Linked DNA regions of Homo sapiens: region 2 is linked to region 1. A link is a loop called in an ENCODE intact Hi-C map of the cell type or tissue named here. Cell type or tissue: heart left ventricle. All regions are shown on one strand. Each heading gives the region's core, and the rest is flanking DNA. Links, peaks and the distances in the headings are about the cores only.

Evidence for each region. Peaks named below come from ENCODE experiments on the same cell type or tissue, not always from the same donor. Only the 100,000 strongest peaks of a DNase experiment are listed, where the experiment ranks them.
Region 2: a loop joins it to region 1, with 4 times the contacts of the local background. A loop is called at or near these places in 13 of 110 quality-filtered maps.

What each region holds. Positions count from the first base shown.
Region 1 is chr22:17,070,876-17,079,203 of GRCh38, forward strand. No RefSeq gene overlaps it. Among named protein-coding and RNA genes, the nearest start is that of IL17RA, 10 kb to the right of the region's middle. RefSeq lists a silencer at 4,238-4,297 and an enhancer at 5,458-5,627. In heart left ventricle, for the core only: a CTCF peak has its summit at 4,222 (motif pointing right); a DNase peak (open chromatin) is centred at 4,296.
Region 2 is chr22:17,197,648-17,205,975 of GRCh38, forward strand. It overlaps ADA2 (adenosine deaminase 2), which reads right to left. Exons shown (of 10, transcript NM_001282225.2): 4 at 5,916-6,126. It overlaps LOC107985573 (a long non-coding RNA gene), which reads right to left and starts at 1,142. Exons shown (of 2, transcript XR_001755419.2): 1 at 952-1,142; 2 at 414-768. RefSeq lists enhancers at 739-1,243, 1,244-1,747, 1,748-2,253, 4,532-5,032. In heart left ventricle, for the core only: a CTCF peak has its summit at 3,789 (motif pointing left); a DNase peak (open chromatin) is centred at 1,194; H3K4me3 peaks cover 1,584 bases; H3K27ac peaks cover 1,793 bases.

The sequences.
Region 1 (8,328 bases), core at 144-8,143:
CTTGGTTCTGTTAATGTGATGTATCACATTTATTGATTTGCGTATGTTGAATCATCCTTGAATTCCTGGGATGAATTTTACTTGATCATGGTGAATTATTTTTTAACATGTTGTTGAAGTTCACTAGTATTTTGTTGAGAATTTTTGCATCTATGTTTATGCTTGATATTGGCCTGTGGTTTTCTTTTTTGTGTGTATTTATCTGGTTTTGGTATCAGAGTAATGCTGACTTTCTAGAATAAGTTTAGAAGTATTCCCTCCTCTTCAATTTTTTGAAGCACTTTCTTGAATATAATTAGTATTATTTCTTTTTTTTTTTTTTTGAGACAGAGTCTCACTCCATCGCCCAGGCTGGAGTGCAACGGCGCCATCTGGGCTCACTGCAACCTCCACCTCCTGGGTTCTAGGGATTCTCATGCCTCAGCCTCCTGAGTAGCTGGGACTACAGACATCCACCACCACACCCAGCTAATTTTTGCATTTTTAGTAGAGACAGGGTTTCAACATGGTGGCCAGGCTGGCCTTGAACTCCTGACCTGAAGTGATCCACTTGCCTCAGCCTCCCAAAATGCTGGGATTACAGGTGTGAGCCACTGTGCCTGGCAGGATATTATTTCTTCTTTAAATGTTTGGTAGAATTCAGCAGTGAAGCCATCAGGTTCTGGGCTTTATTAATTAATTAATTAATTAATTAATTAGACATAGTCTTGCTCTATCACCCAGGCTGGAGTGCAGTGGGGCAATCTCGGCTCACTGCAACCTCTGCCTCCCAGGTTCAAGTTATTCTTGTGCTCAGCCTCCTGAGTAGCTAGGATTACGGGCATGTGCCACCACGCCCAGCTAATTTTTATATTTTTAGTAGAGATAGGGTTTTGCTATTTGGCCATGCTTGTCTCGAACTCCTGTTCTCAAGTGATCTGCTTACCTCGGCCTCCCAAAGTGCTGGGATTACAGGCGTGAGTCCCCATGCTTACCTGGCTTTTCTTTGGTGAGAGAGTTTTTATTACTGCTTCGATCTCGGTACTCATTATTGATTTGTTGAAGTTTTCTATTTCTTCACGGTTCAATCTTTTTTTTTTTTTGAGATGGAGTCTCGCTCTGTCACCCAGGCTGGAGTGCAGTGGTGTGACCTTGGCTCACTGCAACCTCCGCCTCCTGGGTTCAAATGATTCTCCTGCCTTAGCCACCCGAGTAGCTGGGATTACAGGTGCCCACTACCAAGCTTGGCTAATTTTTGTATTTTTAGTAGAGGTGGGGTTTCATGATGTTGGCCAGGCTGGTCTCTAACTCCTGAACTCAAGTGATCCACCCACTTTGGCCTCCCAGAGTGCTGAGATTACAGGCATAAGCCACTGTGCCCAGCTGTCTTCATGGTTCAATCTTGATGCATTGTATATGTCCGGAAATGTATGCATTTCTTCTAGGTTTTTTAGTTTGTTGGTGTATAGTTGTTTATGTAGTTTCTAATGATTCTTTGTACTTCTATTGTCTCAGTTATGTCTCTTTTTTCATTTCTGATTTTATGTATTTGAATTTTTGCTCTTTTTTTCTTAGTTTAGCTAAAGGTTTATTTTGTTTATCTTTTCAAAAAGCCAACTTTTTGTTTCATTGATTATTTGTAATTTCTTTAGTCTCAATTTCATTTAGTTCCCTGATCTTTATTATTTCTTTCCTCCTAATTCTGGCTTTGGTTTGCTCTTGCTTTTCTAGTGCCTTGAGGTGCATCATTAGGTTGTTTATATGAAGTCTTTCTACCTTTTTTTTTCTTGATTTCACAGTGTTTGGAATCTACTTTTTTCTTATAGGCATTTATTGCTATAAACATCCCTCTTGTTACTGCTTCTGCTGTATCCCATAGATTTTGGCTTGTTGTATTTCCATTTCCATTTGTTTCAACTTTTTAAAATTTCCTTCTTAATTTCTTTATTGACCTATTGATTGTTCAAGAGCATGTTGTTTTGTTTCCATGTGTTGTGTATTGTCCAAGGCTCTATAGTGACCTTCTTTATCTCTTTTTACAGTCTTTTATTTGTAGTCTATTTTATCTGATATAAGAATAACTACTCCTGCTCTTTGTTGGCTTCCAGTTGCATGGAATGTCTTTTGCTATCCCTTCACTTTCAGTCTTGGTGTGTCTTTATAGGTGAGATGGGTTTGTTGTAGGCAGCATATAGTTGGGTCTTGTTTCTTTATCCTGTCAGCCAACCCATGGCTTTTAATTGGAGAATTGAGTCCATTTACATGCAGGGTTATTATTGATATTATTACTACTGCCATTTTGTTGCTTGTTTTCTGATCGTTTTGTAACTCCTTGCTTCCTTTCTTTCTTTCTTCCTATCTTTCTTTAGTCCTGTCTTTCTTTGAGGTTAAGTGATATTCTCTGGTAGTATGTTTTAACTCATTGCTTTTATTTTTAATGAATCTATTTCAGGTTTGTGCATTGTGATTACCATGAGGCTTACCAAAAACATTTTATAGATATAACAGGTTATTTTAAAGAGATAACAGCTTAAAGAAAATAAAAATGAACACGGAAAAAAGAGTTTAACTTTACAATTTAACTCCATCCCCCACATTCTGACTTTATGTTGTCTCAATGTATGTGTATTTCTATAATGTCCATCTCCTAACAGATTGCTGTAGGTATTGTTGTTTTTGATAGATTTGTCTTTTGGGCTGCATACTAGTTATGAGTAGATTGCACATTGAAATTATAGTATTAGAGTATTCTGGGTTTGTTCATGTACTTAATTTTACCAGCAGGTTTCATACCTTTACATATTTTCTTTTTGCATGTTAGTGTTTTTTTTTTCTTTCTTTCTGATTGAAGAATTCTCCTTAGCACTTCTTGTAACACAGGTCTGGTGGTAGTGAACTCTCATCTTTTGTTTGTCCAGAAGAGACTTTATGTCCTCTCCATATTTGAAGGGACACTTTTCCAATACAGTATTCTTAAATGGCAGTTTTTTTCTTTCAGCACTTTGAAAATGCCATCCCATTCCCTTCTGATCTGTATAGTTCCAATTGAGAAATCTGTTGCCAGACAAATTGGAGCTTTTTTATATGTTATTTGCTTCTTTTCTCTTGCTGCTTTTAGAATCCTTTCTTTACCCTTGACCATTGAGCATTTCGTTATTATATGCCTTTTGGTAGTCTTATTTGGGTTGAACCTGTTTGGTGTTCTCTGATCTTCTTGTATGTGGCTATTTGTCTCTTTCTCAAGTTTGGAAAGTTTTTTGAGTGTCCGTGTTTGATTTTGAATAAGCTTTCCACCCTTTGCTCTTGCTCAACTCCCTTTTGAACACCAAGAATTCTTAGATTTGGTCTTTTGAGGTAATTTTCTATATTTAGGAGACAATTTTTATTGCATTTTATTCTTTTTTTGTTTTTGCTCCTCTGTGTATTTTTTAGAAGCCTGTCTTTGAGCTTGCTGGTTTTTTCCCTCTGCTTGATTCATTTCGCTGGTTGAGAGCCTCTAATGATTTTTTTTTTTTTTTTCAGAGACAGAGTCTCACTCTGTCGCCCAGGCTAGAGTGCAGTGGCATGATCTTGACTCACTGCAACCTCCGCCTCCTGGGTTCAAGTAATACGTCTGCCTCAGCCTCCCGAGTAGCTGGGACTACAGGCGCATGCCACCATGCCCAGCTCATTTTTTGTATTTTAGTAGAGACGGGGTTTCACCATGTTGCCCAAGCTGGTCTCGAACTCCTGAGCTCAGGCACCTTGGCCTCCCAAAGTGCTGGGATTACAGGTGTGAGCGACCACGACTGGCCATGAATTTTTTAGTTGAGTGAATTTATTTCTCAGCTCCAAGATTTCTGTTTGATTATTCAAAATTTCAATCTCTGTATTAAATTTCTCTTGTAAATTTCTGAATTACTTTTGTATGTTATCTTGGATATCACTGAGTTTTCTCAAAACAGATATTTTGAATTCTTGGTCAGAGGTTCACAGATTGCTGACTCATTAAGGTCAGTCACTGGTTCCTCACTTTGTCCATTTGGAGTCATGATTCCTTCTTTGCTATTGTTTCCTGTGATGTGAGTCTATGTCTTTGCATTAAAGGATTTGTTATTTATTTCAATCTTCTCTGTCTGGCTTGTTTCAGTTTTTATTTGATATGTTTGCTTGGGGTTTTTATTTTTAATTTACCTGTTGGTTTTATTTATTTATTTATTTATTTTATTTTTCTTTTTTTCCAGCTAGGTCACTGCCTCCTTTTTGACACTAGATGGTGGCATAAGCCCAGGTTTGCCTTGGTTCTGGAAAGCAATTAGTGCCACCCGGCCTGGCGCTGTGGCTCATGCCTGTAATCCTAGCACTTTGGGAGGCTGAGGTGGGCGGATCACGAGGTCAAGGGATCAAGACCATCCTGGCCCACATGGTGAAACCCTGTCTCTACTGAAAATACAAAAATTAGCTGGGCGTGGTGACACGCGCCTGTAGTCCCAGCTACTCGGCAGGCTGAGGCAGGGGAATCGCTTGAACCCGGGAGGCAGAGGTTGCAGTGAGCCAAGATCGTGCCACTGCACTCCAGCCTGGTGACAGGGTGAGACTCCATCTCAAAACAAAAGAGTGCCACCCATCAGGATAAGGGAGGTCTCAAAGGGGACATTTCAGTAGTGTGGGAAGGATGGTTAGGGGTTGTGCCCAGGGGACCTGTGGAACAAACCTACCACATGGTGCTGCTTAACAGCCACGCTGATTTGCTGTCTCCTTTGGCCAAATTAGAGCAGAGTGTCCAGGGCTGGGGATGGTGGTCCTGCCTCCCTACTCTGTCTCTGGCTGTCCTCTGGGATATTTCTTATTCCAGGCACACTTTCTTTCTGTGCCTTTCTGTGGGTTGAGTTTCTGTGGGTTGAGTCAGGGACTCAACCTTTCTGTGGGTTGCTTTCTGTGGGTTGAGTCAGGGACAGGTTTCCTGCCAGTGAACCCACGATGATGGAGAAGCTGGCTGGCCATCTCGATCTCACTTTTTCCAGTGAAGAATGCATGAGTCAGCGAGTTTTCTGCACGCTTGGTGTGGGGCAGATTTGAGGGAGGGGCATGATGGATATAGAAGTCTGAGTCTCAGCCAGGCACAGTGGCTCACACCTGTAATCTCAGCACTTTGGGAGGCCGAGGCAGGCAGATCACCTGAGGTAAGGAGTTCAAGACCAGCCTGGCCAACATGGTGAAATCTGTCTCTACTAAAAATACAAAAATTACCCACGCGTGGTGGCGCACACTTGTAACCCCAGCTACTCAGGAAGCTGAGGCAGGAGAATTGCTTGAACCCGGGAAGTACAGGTTGCAGTGAGCCACTGCACTCCAACCTGGGCAATAGAGCGAGACCCCGTCTTTAAAAAAAATTTTCTTTAAGTCTGATTCTCTTGACAATGTCTCAAAGTTTTTTTCATATGTGGCCCCAGGAACTCTCATCTTCATATTTGAGTTCTGGAACATTGCTGGTGATGATCTTGGTGCTATGTGTTTCTTTTCAGTTTTCTGTTGGGGAAGTAAAGCCAGCTTGCTTCCGCAGCACCATTTTAGAACCCCTAGTAAAATTTTCGATTGAGAAATATTCTGCAAATGTTTTTATATTTTACCTCCTTTTCAGTGATCACCATTCTCTAGCCATGTGATTGACAAGGACTTTCTCATAGTTCTATACCCTTCACCACATCATTCACTCTTCCTCCCGTAACATTATTTCTAGTCAGTCACCTACAACCCTCTCCTCTGTTTCTTCAAATCTCAATGTACCTTTTCTTTTCTTTTCTTTTCTTTTTTCTGAGACGGAATCTCACTCTGTTACCCAGGCTGGAGTGCAGTGGTGTGATCTTGGCTCACTGAAACCTATGCCTCCTGGGTTCAAATGATTCTCCCGCTTCAGCCTCCCGAGTAACTAGGATTACAGGCACCCGCCACCACGCCCGGCTAATTTTTTTGAGATGAAGTCTTGCTGGGTCACCCAGGCTGGAGTGCAGTGGCGCGTTCTCAGCTCACTGCAACTTCTGCATCCCAGGTTCAAGCAATTTTCCTGCCTCAGCCTCCCGACTAGCTGGGATTGCAAGCGCCCGCCACCATGCCACGCGCTCAGCTAATTTTTGTATTTTTAGTAGAGACGGAATTTCATCATGTTGGCCAGGCTGGTCTCAAACTCCTGACTTCCTGATCCGCCCACTTTGGCCTCCCAAAATGCTGGGATTACAGGCGTGAGCCACCATGCCTGGCCAATTTTTACATTTTTAGTAGAGACAGAGTTTCACCATGTTGGCCAGGCTGGTCTCGAACTCCTGACCTCAAGTGATCTGCCCACCTCAGCCTCCCAAAGTGCTGGGATTGCAGGTGTGAGTCACCACACCCCACCAATGTACCTTTTCTTTAAAATATAAATTTAATTGCTATTCCTGCATGTAATTATTCTCAGTCTGGCTTCATGCAACAGGAAGACCCCCTAGCCTGAGAGCTAAAAACTTCTAACTTCTTTACCAAGCACACCATCTGGCTCTCTTTATCCTGGGCTCTGCCACTGACTACCTGTGTGGCATGAGTCACAAAATTTCTCTATCAGAGCCTCAGTGTTGTAGTTTGGTTGTGTAGTGGTGGTGGTTTGGTTTAGTTTTGTTAATGCCAAAACTATTTCAAAAATCTGATGAGACTTATGAACTCTCTTTCCAGAGAAAAGCACACTCACACAAACATTTTTCAAATTATTTCCAAGTGTTTACAAACTTCCTAGAGCCTATCTATGGACTTCAGTTTAACAATCCTTGGACTGGCCTCCCATCCTTTTAATTAAATAGCTCTCTCTGGCTCTAACTCTAATTCCTCTTAGAAATAAAAATAGAAAAGAAACAATTTCTATCTCTGCTAAGAGCTCACCTCTCAGAAAAATGGCGCTGACATCTCTCAGCCACATTCTGAAAATCAGGATTCTGGAAAGTCCTGTGTTCTAAGATAAGTGGTCTAGGCAGGCCGGGCGCGGTGGCTCACGCCTGTAATCCCAGCACTGTGGGAGGCCGAGGCGGGTGGATCAGGAGGTCAGGAGATCGAGACCATCTTGGCTAACACTGTGAAACCCCATCTCTACTAAAAATACAAAAATTAGCCAGGCATGATGGCGTGCGCCTGTAGTCCCAGCTACTCAGGAGGCTGAGGCAGGAGAATTGGTGTGAACAAACTGAGGGCCATTACTTTAATAACTTATTACAACTTGTTAACAGTTTGATTTATTAGCTTTTTCAGGTGTTGTATAGATGCTTAGAAATATTTTTGTATTAAATTTGTAAGTCTAGCAGTCAGCATTTGAAACTTTTAAGAGAAACATGCACATAAAATTTGCGATGTGGTTTGAAATGTCTTAGGAAATGTAATGAATCAAGTTTGAAGTAGTGTTAAGTGTTTAAGGAAGATTTAGTCTCTTACATTTATGAGTTAATAGCACATGAATTAAAGAACAAGTAAAAGTGATTGTTCTTATTTTATACCAATATTACCAGATTAATAAATGGACTGGAGCTGGGCATGGTGGCTCATGCCTGTAATCCCAGTACTTTGGGAAGCTGAGGTGGGAGGATCACTTGAGCCCAGGAGTTTGAGGTCAGCCTGGGCAACATAGTGAGACCCTGTCTCTACAAAAAAAATATAAAATTAGCCAGGCATGGTGGTGCACACCTGGAGTTCCAGCTACTGTGGAGGCTGAGGCTAGAGGATCACTTGAGCCCAGGAGGTTGAGGCTGCAGTGAGTCGTGATTGTGCCACTACACTCCAGCCTGCATAACAGAGCTAGAACCTGTTTCAAATAAATAAGTAAGCAACTAAATAAATAAATAAACTAGCAAGCTTTGTAAGTTGAATTTAAAAGCTTGAAGACTGGATATGGTGGCTAGTGCCTGTAATCCCAGGTATCCAGGAGGCTGAGGCAAGAGGGTAACTTGAGGTCATAGTTTGAGATCAGCTGACCGGCCTGGGCAACATAGTGAGACACTGTCTCTAAAAAAAAAAAAAAAAAAAACAAAGGCCGGGTGCGGTGGCTCACGCCTGTAATCCCAGCACTTTGGGAGGCCGAGGTGGGTGAATCATGAGATAAGGAGTTCAAGACCAGCCTGGCCAACATGGTGAAGCCCCCTCTCTACTAAAAATACAAAAAATTAGCCAGGCGTGGTGGGGGGCACCTGAATCCCAGCTACTCGGGAGACTGAGGCAGGAGAATCGCTTGAACCTGGGAGGTGGAGGTTGCAGTGAGCCAAGATCACGCCAGTGCACTCCAGCCTGGGCGACAGAGTGAAACTCCATCTCAAAAAAATAATAATAATAAATAATGCTTGAGAAGAACTACAATTT
Region 2 (8,328 bases), core at 252-8,251, 130 kb after region 1:
GGCATATGCAGGGGGCTTTATGCCATAATCTCATTTAACCCTCAAAACTACACTATGAGGTAGGTCTCATTTTACAGATAAGGATTTTGAGGCTTTAAAAGTTTGAGAAGGCTGAGCACGGTGGCTCACGCCTATAATCCTAGCACTTTGGGAGGCCAAGGCGGGCGGATCACCTGAGGTCACGAATTCGAGACCAGCCTGACCAACATGGAGAAACCCCGTCTCTACTAAAAATAGAAAATTAGCCGGGTGTGGTGGCACATGCCTGTATTCCCAGCTACTCGGGAGGCTGAGGCAGGAGAATCGCTTGAACCCGGGAGGCGGAGGTTGCGGTGAGCCAAGATTGCACCATTGCACTCCAGTCTGGGCAACAAGAACGAAACTCCGTCTCAAAAAAAAAAAAAACAAAAAAATTGAGAAACTCAGTACCCCTGCATAATTAGTGGGGCTGGAGGCCGACCACATTTCAGAATTTTGCTTGCCCTGAGTTGTCTCCTGTCATCAGGAGGCCCCTGCCCCCTCCTGTAGAAAGGTGACAGTCACTAGAGTGACATCTCAGCCCTGGCGGCACATTGGCATCACTCAAGGAGAGGAAAAATGCCTGTGTCCCACCCCAGAGCAACCAAATCAGAATCTGTGGGGTAGAAGCTTGGTGTTTGTAATCTCCCAGGTGGTGCTAGGGTGCGATATACAGCTGGGCTGAAGATCTGCCACTGTTCCAATCGACAGACAAGTAAATAGCACAATGACAGCATAGTCGGATGAGTCCTGTCAAAAAGGGAGCAGTTAAGAGGGTGCGTGTTCTCGTAAAGCGACACCAGCAACATGACACAGGGTTCGCTTCATTCAGCAAGGAGCCAAATGGAATTTTGAATGAAAGGTCTGCTAAGAATCCAGGCAAAAGCATGGGGGCTGGGGAGCGCGGGTACAGGGAGCACTAGAAATGCTTACTGTATGAACGACAACGTCTTAGAAAACGTCTGGGAACGACTGTCACAGGTTCTCTGCCACCGACGTGTCTCCCATAAGCTCTCCCCTCCATAAGTGCCAGCAGGGCCATCCCCTGTGGATAACCCTCCGGGGTCTTGGAAGAGCCCCATGCTAAAGACTCAGGGGACCCAGTCTGGGCCTCAGACTCTGCCGTGGGGGAAGGGGCCGGAGCCCAGGAGATAAGACCCGCCTAGCGACCGTTGCTACCGGCGAGCAGCCTTTGTTACTGAGCATTAGGAACACAATGGGAGGCTCAGCGGCCAGGATAGTCCGTCCACAGCAGCCCAGGCCGGAATTAGCCTGCGACCAGGCAGGGGGAGGCGAGGGGGCTCAGCAAAAGGATTCTAGTGAAGACTGTTTTTAGTTGTTAATGTGTTGGTGGCCCCCCAACTCTGGCTAATGGGGGGCATTAAGACCTAGACTCTCCGTGGCAAAAGCCTTTGTTCCAGGGTCAGACCCGAACAAATGGGCACATCCCCTCCCCCTCCCCCTCCACCAGAATCCCAAATCCTAGCAGCCCAGCACCTTCTCCAAAGGTTGGCTGGGGGACGGGCGGAGACGGGCAGAGTGAGGACAGAGGACTGGAGCTGGGCAGGCCCCCAAGTCTCTCCACCTCCGGCTCTGGAAGGAGAAAATGGCCACCTGCAGAACAAGGGGGAAGATGGAACAGGAAGCCAGTGCTCTGGCCCTTCTCTTCCTCCCTCCGATCCAACCGCTCAGCAACTTCTCCCACATGCCTCCCCACCAGGCTCAAGATGAAAGCCTCTGTCTCAGCGTCTCCTCCCTCCCCTCCTCTATCCTCTTCCCCTCCACCCACGAAGATCCCAGGGTTCTGCGAGGGTCGGAGTTCCCTATGCACTCCCACACCAAGACAGTTGTCAGGATTTGCCCAACAGGAAGTTCTCCCCTACCAGAGCCCAGTTCCATTCCAGGGAATCCATCTCCCCTCCGGAAAAAGGAAAATTGAAGCCAGATGCTCTCTGGGATCGCCATTTGAGGTGGGCGTGGCTATTAGGACGCTCAGAGAGCCCAGCGCGGTGAGGAAAGCGACGAACTTAGGAGCCCTGGTCTGGGTCCAGCCACCCCTTACTACCTATTTGACCTTCATCAAGCTCTTTGACCTTTCCAGGCTTTAGTTTCGACATCAATAAGATGAATTAATAGCTGGGCATGGCTCGCGTCTGTAATCCTAGTACTTTGGGAGGCCGACGTGGGTGTATTTGCCTGAGCTCAGGAGTTCCAGACCAGCCTGGGCAATATGGTAAAACCCCATCTCGCCAGGCGCGGTGGCTCACGCCTGTAATCCCAGCACTTTGGGATGCCAAGGTGGGTGGATCACTTGAGGTCGTGAGTTCGAAACCAGCCTGGCCAATATGGTGAAATCTCATCTCTTCTAAAAATACAAAAATTAGCTGAGTGCGGTGGTGTACACCTGTAATCCCAGCTACTCGGGAGGCTGAGGCAGGAGAATCACTTGAATCCGGGAGGCGGAGGTTACAATGCGCCAAGATCACGCCACTTTACTCCAGCCTGGGCAACACAGAATGTCTCAAAAACAACAAACAAACAAACACAAGAATCACCTGCTCTGGGAAGTGCAGTTTCTTCCAGCCTACCTAGGCCAGGAGCAAAGTCAGCTCATCAATTTTTGCCAGCGCCTCCCTTTTCAGAAATTCTTTTCTCAATAAAAGATGAGACCCTCTCTTTTCTTTTAAAAGGATGATTTGTGTCCTGTGTCTTGTCTGTCTGCTCTGTCCACAAAACTGATGAAAGCTCCACTGCAAGGCAAAGTTAATGTTCCCCTCCCACTTCTCAAGAACTCAGAAATGGAAATATAACTCTGCACTCAGAGAGTTAAAATAGAAAACAAGCAACAGATCCAAGTGGAGACATGCAGATCACACAAGAGATCGGACTCTCCAGGATCCAGCCTTGCCGCTAAACTCACCAAGGGTATTAACATATCTAAGGAAAAGGCCGGGCATGGTGGCTCGTAATCTTTGGGAGGCCGAGGTGGGTGGATCACCTGAGGTCAGGAGTGCAAGACCAGCCTAGCCAACATGGTAAAACCCTGTCTCTACTAATAATACAAAAATTAGCTGGGTGTGGTGGTGCACGCCTGTAATCCCAGCTATTCCAGAGGCTGAGGCAGGAGGTTCCCTTGAACCCAGGAGGCGGAGGTTGCAGTAAACCAAGATGGTGCCATTGCACTCCAGCCTGGGCAACAAGAGCGAAACTCTGCCTCAAAAAAAAAAAAAACATATCTAAGGAAAAAGGTGGGTCAGTCCAGGATGCCAAGCAAAGGGAGAGTTGAGACCCACAAACTGGAATAACTTGAATAACGAGTGGATCAGCTGAGGTCAGGAGTTCAAGACTAACCTGGCCAACATGGTGAAACCCCATTTACTGAAAATACAAAAAATTAGCCAGGCATGGTGGTGTGCATCTGTAGTCCCAGCTACTCGGGAGGCTGAGGCACGAGAATCGCTTGAACCTGGGAGGTGGAGGTTGCAGTGAGGCAAGATCATACCACTACACTCCAGCCTGGGCGACAGAAATTCTGTCAAAAAAAAAAAAGAAGAAGAAGAAAGAAAAGAAAAGAGGAGAATTTCCTGATGAAGCATAAGTGTCTGGTCCGAATGATAACAGCATTCTGACTTTCTTGTTTACACATCTATCCCTTATGAATTTGTTCAGTGTGTATTGATCCTGCGGAGTCCTATCACTTCTGGGTCTACAAACAGTAAACTTCGGAGCGTATAAAAGCCTACAGAATATGCTAACAAAACTAAAATACTGCCACCATGTGGGCCTTTCCACAAGCTTAACTGTCAGTCCCCAAGGCATTTGTGTATCCGATCAATATGTAAATGAACGAGCAGACTCTCTTGGATACAATGTGGAGAAGACTCTACCAAAGGTCACTTTCCCCAAGCCACTGATAACCTTTAACCAGCTCAAACCCGTCTGAGCTCACCACATAAAACACCCAAGGATCCTGCCCACTCCCACAATACCCCATCTCCCTCAGCCCAACAAAAACATCCTCAGGAAAGTTCTCTCCAATAAACTCACTGAAATAAAACTCTAGCAGTATTTGAGCACCTAGGGCTGCTCTCCTCGAAAGATCCCTCCCCTACCAACACGGAGCCTGGTGTCAGTCCATCTCAGAGTACCTAACCTCAGTTATCCTTTGCTTCTGGCCAAAATGCAAGACCCAAAAATCAGATTTTTTTGATGATGCTCCCTTCTTTTGGACTCTTTCTACTCCTTTCCATTTCACTCTCTCCAAACTTCCTTCCTTAAAATCAAATTTTTTTTTCTTTTTTCTTTTTTTTTTTTTTTTTTTTTTGAGACGGAGTCTCGCTCTGTCATCCAGGCTGAAGAGCAATGGCGGTATCTCTGCTCACTGCAAGCTCCTCCCCCTGGGTTCAAGTGATTCTCCCGCCTCAGCCTCCCGAGTAGCTGATTACAGGTGCGCACCACCATGCCAGCTAATTTTTTTTTTTTTTGAGACAGTCTCACTCTGTCACTCAGGCTAGAGTGCAATGACACAATCTCTGCTCACTGCAACCTCCACCTCCCAGGTTCAAGCAATTCTCCTGCCTCAGCCTCCCAAGTAGCTAGAAGTACAGGCATGCGCCATCGCGCCCAGCTAATTTTTGTATTTTTAGTAGAGACAGGGTTTCACCATGTTGGCCAGGATGGTCTCGATCTCGACCTCGTGATCCGCCTGCCTCAGCCTCCCGAGTGCTGAGATTACAGGCATGAGCCACCTCGCCCGGCCAACAGCTAATTTTTGTATTTTTAGTAGAGATGGAATTTCGCCATGTTGACCAGGCTGGTTTCAAACTCCTGGCCTCAAGTGATCCACCAGCCTTAGCCTCCCAAAGTGCTGGGATTATAGGCATGAGCCAATGCACCTGGCCTCCCCTCTCTTTTTAACCTCTCCACACTTCTTCCTTCTGTGTGCAAAACAAGTCTCTCCATCCTAAAAAGAAACCTGTGGCCCCTGTGGTTCCCTCCAGCTATCTCGATGTTCTTTTTCTCAAATCACACTCAGAGCCTTTAATCAGCCAAACCTGGCTCCAATTCATCACCTGTATTTCATTTTTCTTTCTCTTTTCCTTTCTTTCTTTTTTTTTTTGTGTGTGTGTGTTTTTTGAGACAACATCTAACTCTGTCACCCAGGCTGGAGTGCAGTGGTGCGATCTTGGCTCAGTGCAATCTCTGCTTCCCAGGTTCAAGTGTTCTCCTGCCTCAGCCTCCCGAGTAGCTGGGACTACAGGCTCATGCCCGGCTAATTTTTTGTATTTTTAGTAGAGACAGTGTTTCACCATATTGGCCAGGCTGGTCTCAAACTCTTGACCTTGTGATCTGCCTGCCTCGGCCTCCCAAAGTGCTGGGATTACAGGTGTGAGCCACCATGCCCGGCCGTCTATTTCATTTTTCTACTCCCAGAAATGGGGTTTCTCTTCTCAGCATGTTACTGAAACTGCTCAAAGGTGACCTTGTAATTTCCAAATCCCATGGACGATTATGCATCTGCATGTCTCTTGCCCTCACCCTGCCATGTGGCTCCTTTTATTTTTCAAACCCCTTGTTTTGGCCCCTAAGATGGCTCTATCCCAATTCTCCTTCTCAGCTTATGTCACGAGGCCCTGAGTATCATGGCAGAGGGGAGAACGGGGAACCATGAGAAACAGGGGGGCAAAGGGCAGCACGGAATGTGTTCCCAGTTTTGCTGGAGGCTGCCCAGTCCATTTCAGGTTTCCTTGCTCATGTTGGCCCCTGGAAAGGCACATGATCCCTTGCACCAGAGACCTGAGTGGTCAATTCATGAGCATTCAGTCTTCTACCAGCTAAGATCTGAGTCAGGCCAGAGCAAAGGAGGTGGGAGGAACAGAGAGGAGAGCTGGGCTCACCGGCAGCAGCCTGGCTCTGATCTCCATGTAGAGCACGTTGTCCTCGTAGAACTCCTGCATGCTCCGGAAGACATAGTCTCTGAACACTGGTGCGTAATGGATGAGACCAGAGATGGTGAAGAAGATGGTTTCAAATTTCGACCAGACAACATTTTGGTTTGTGTAAATCACCTCCGGGTGCTGGGTCACCAGAGTGAAATTCCTCAGCAAGCTGTCCAAGACACGAAGTGGGGAGTGGCAGAGGCATGATCCAGGACACTGCCCCCGGGCGCCCATAGGACTGCTACCCACCTTGCATATCCCAGCTAGCAGCTCACAGGATTCACCCTAGAGTGGAGATAAGGAAGGGGCAAAGGGGAGCATTCCCACGCTCACGATATAAGCATGGGTCCTGTGGCCAGGCAGCCCACTGCCTGCTTAAACCCAAACCCCAAACGCAGGAGACTGCTTAAGATGAGAGCTCACCAGTCAGTCTCTCCTGGCTCCTGTCCTCCCTCTGTATGCTTGGCCAGTCTGACCCCACTGTACTTTCTAGACCAAAAAGCTCTCTCTCTCTCTCTTTTTTTCTTCCTATACCCACTGACAGGAAACTAGACCAAGCTCTTTTTGGGGAATGTTATGGACTAACTTGTGTCCCCAAACCCCCAAATTCAAATATTGAAGCCCTAGCCCTCATTTGGAGAAGGGAATTTTAAAGAGATGATTAAGACTAAATGAGGTTGTAAGGATGGGGCTCTACCCTAATAAGATGGGTGTCCTTGTAAGAAGAGGAGGCCAGGCGTGGTGGCTCACGCCTGTAATCCCAACACTTTGGGAGGCCAAGATGGGTGGATCATTTGAGGTCAGGAGTTCGAGATCAGCCTGGCCAACATAGTGAAACCCCATCTCTACTAAAATACAAAAATCAGCCAGGCGTGGTGGTTTGTCCCTGTAATCCCAGTTACTAGGGAGGCAAGAGAATTGTTTGAACCCTGGAAGTGGAGGTTGTAGTGAGCTGAGATCGCACCACTGTACTCCAGCCTGGGCGACACAGCAAGACTCATCTCAAAAAAAAAAAAAGAAGAAGAAGAAGAGACCGCAGGAGTGCACATACAGAGGAAAGGCCATGTGAGTACACAGCCAGAGGCGCCTTCTGCACGCCAAGGACAGAGGTCTCAGGAGGAACCACCCCTGCCCTGGCACCTTGATCTTAGACTTCCAGCCTCCAGAACCATGAGAAAATCAATTCCTTCTTTTTTTTTTTTTTTTTTGAAACAGGGTCTCACTCTGTTGCCCAGGCTGGAGTGCAGTGTCACAATCACAGCTCGCTGCAGCCTCAATCTCCCAGGCTCAAGCAATCCTCTTATGTCAGCCCCCTGGGGTAGCTGAGACTATAGGTGTACACCACCACATCTGGTTAATTTTTTATTTTTTGTTGAGATGGGGATCTCACTATGTTGCCCAGACTGGTCTTTCTTTCTTTCTTTTTTTTTTTAAACAGAATCTTGCTCTGTCGCCCAGGCTGGAGTGCAGTAGCATGATCTCAGCTCTCTGCAACCTCCGCCTCCCAGGTTCAAGTGATTCTCCTGCCTTGGCCTCCCGAGTAGCTGGGATTACAGGTGGCTGCCAGCATGCACGGCTAATTTTTTTGTATTTTTAGTAGAGACAGGGTTTCACCATGTTGGCCTGGCTGGTTTTGAACTCCTGACCTCAAGTGATCCGCCCACCTCGGTCTCCCAAAGTGTTAGGATTACAAGCATGAGCCACCACACCCGGCCACCAGGCTGGTCTTGAACTCCTGGGTGCAAGTGATCCTCCCACCTCAGCCTCCCGAAGTGCTAGGATTACAGGCATGACCCAGTGTGCCCGGCTTGAGAAAATCAGTTCCTATTGTTTAAGCTCCCCAGCCTGTGGTATTCTGTTATGGCAGCTCGAGCAGGTTAATGAAGGGAGTGGAATGGAAATAACTCGAATCAGCACCCAGGTTTGTATCCCCAACTGGCCATTTACCAGCTGTGTGTCCTTGCATAAGCTAATTAACCTTGCTCAGCTTCACGTTTCTCATTTCATAAAGGGAAGTAACCTCAGGGGGGCACTCTGTAGACATTTCTGTGACCAAATTAATTGTCACTTATAATATTACTATACAATGCCAGGCACAATGGCTCGGCTCATGCCTGTAGTCCTAGCACTTTGGGAGGCCAAGGTGAGAGGACGGCTTGAGCCGCAGAGTTCAAGACCAGCCTGGGCAACACGGCAAAACCCCATCTCACAAAAAATACAAAAATTAGCTGGGCATGATGGTGCACACCTCTAGTGTGCTGACACAGGAGGATTGCTTCAGCTGACACAGGAGGCTGACACAGGAGGATTGCTTCAGCCTGGGAGGTTGAGTCTGAAGTGAGCCGAGATTGTGCCACTGCACTCCAGCCTA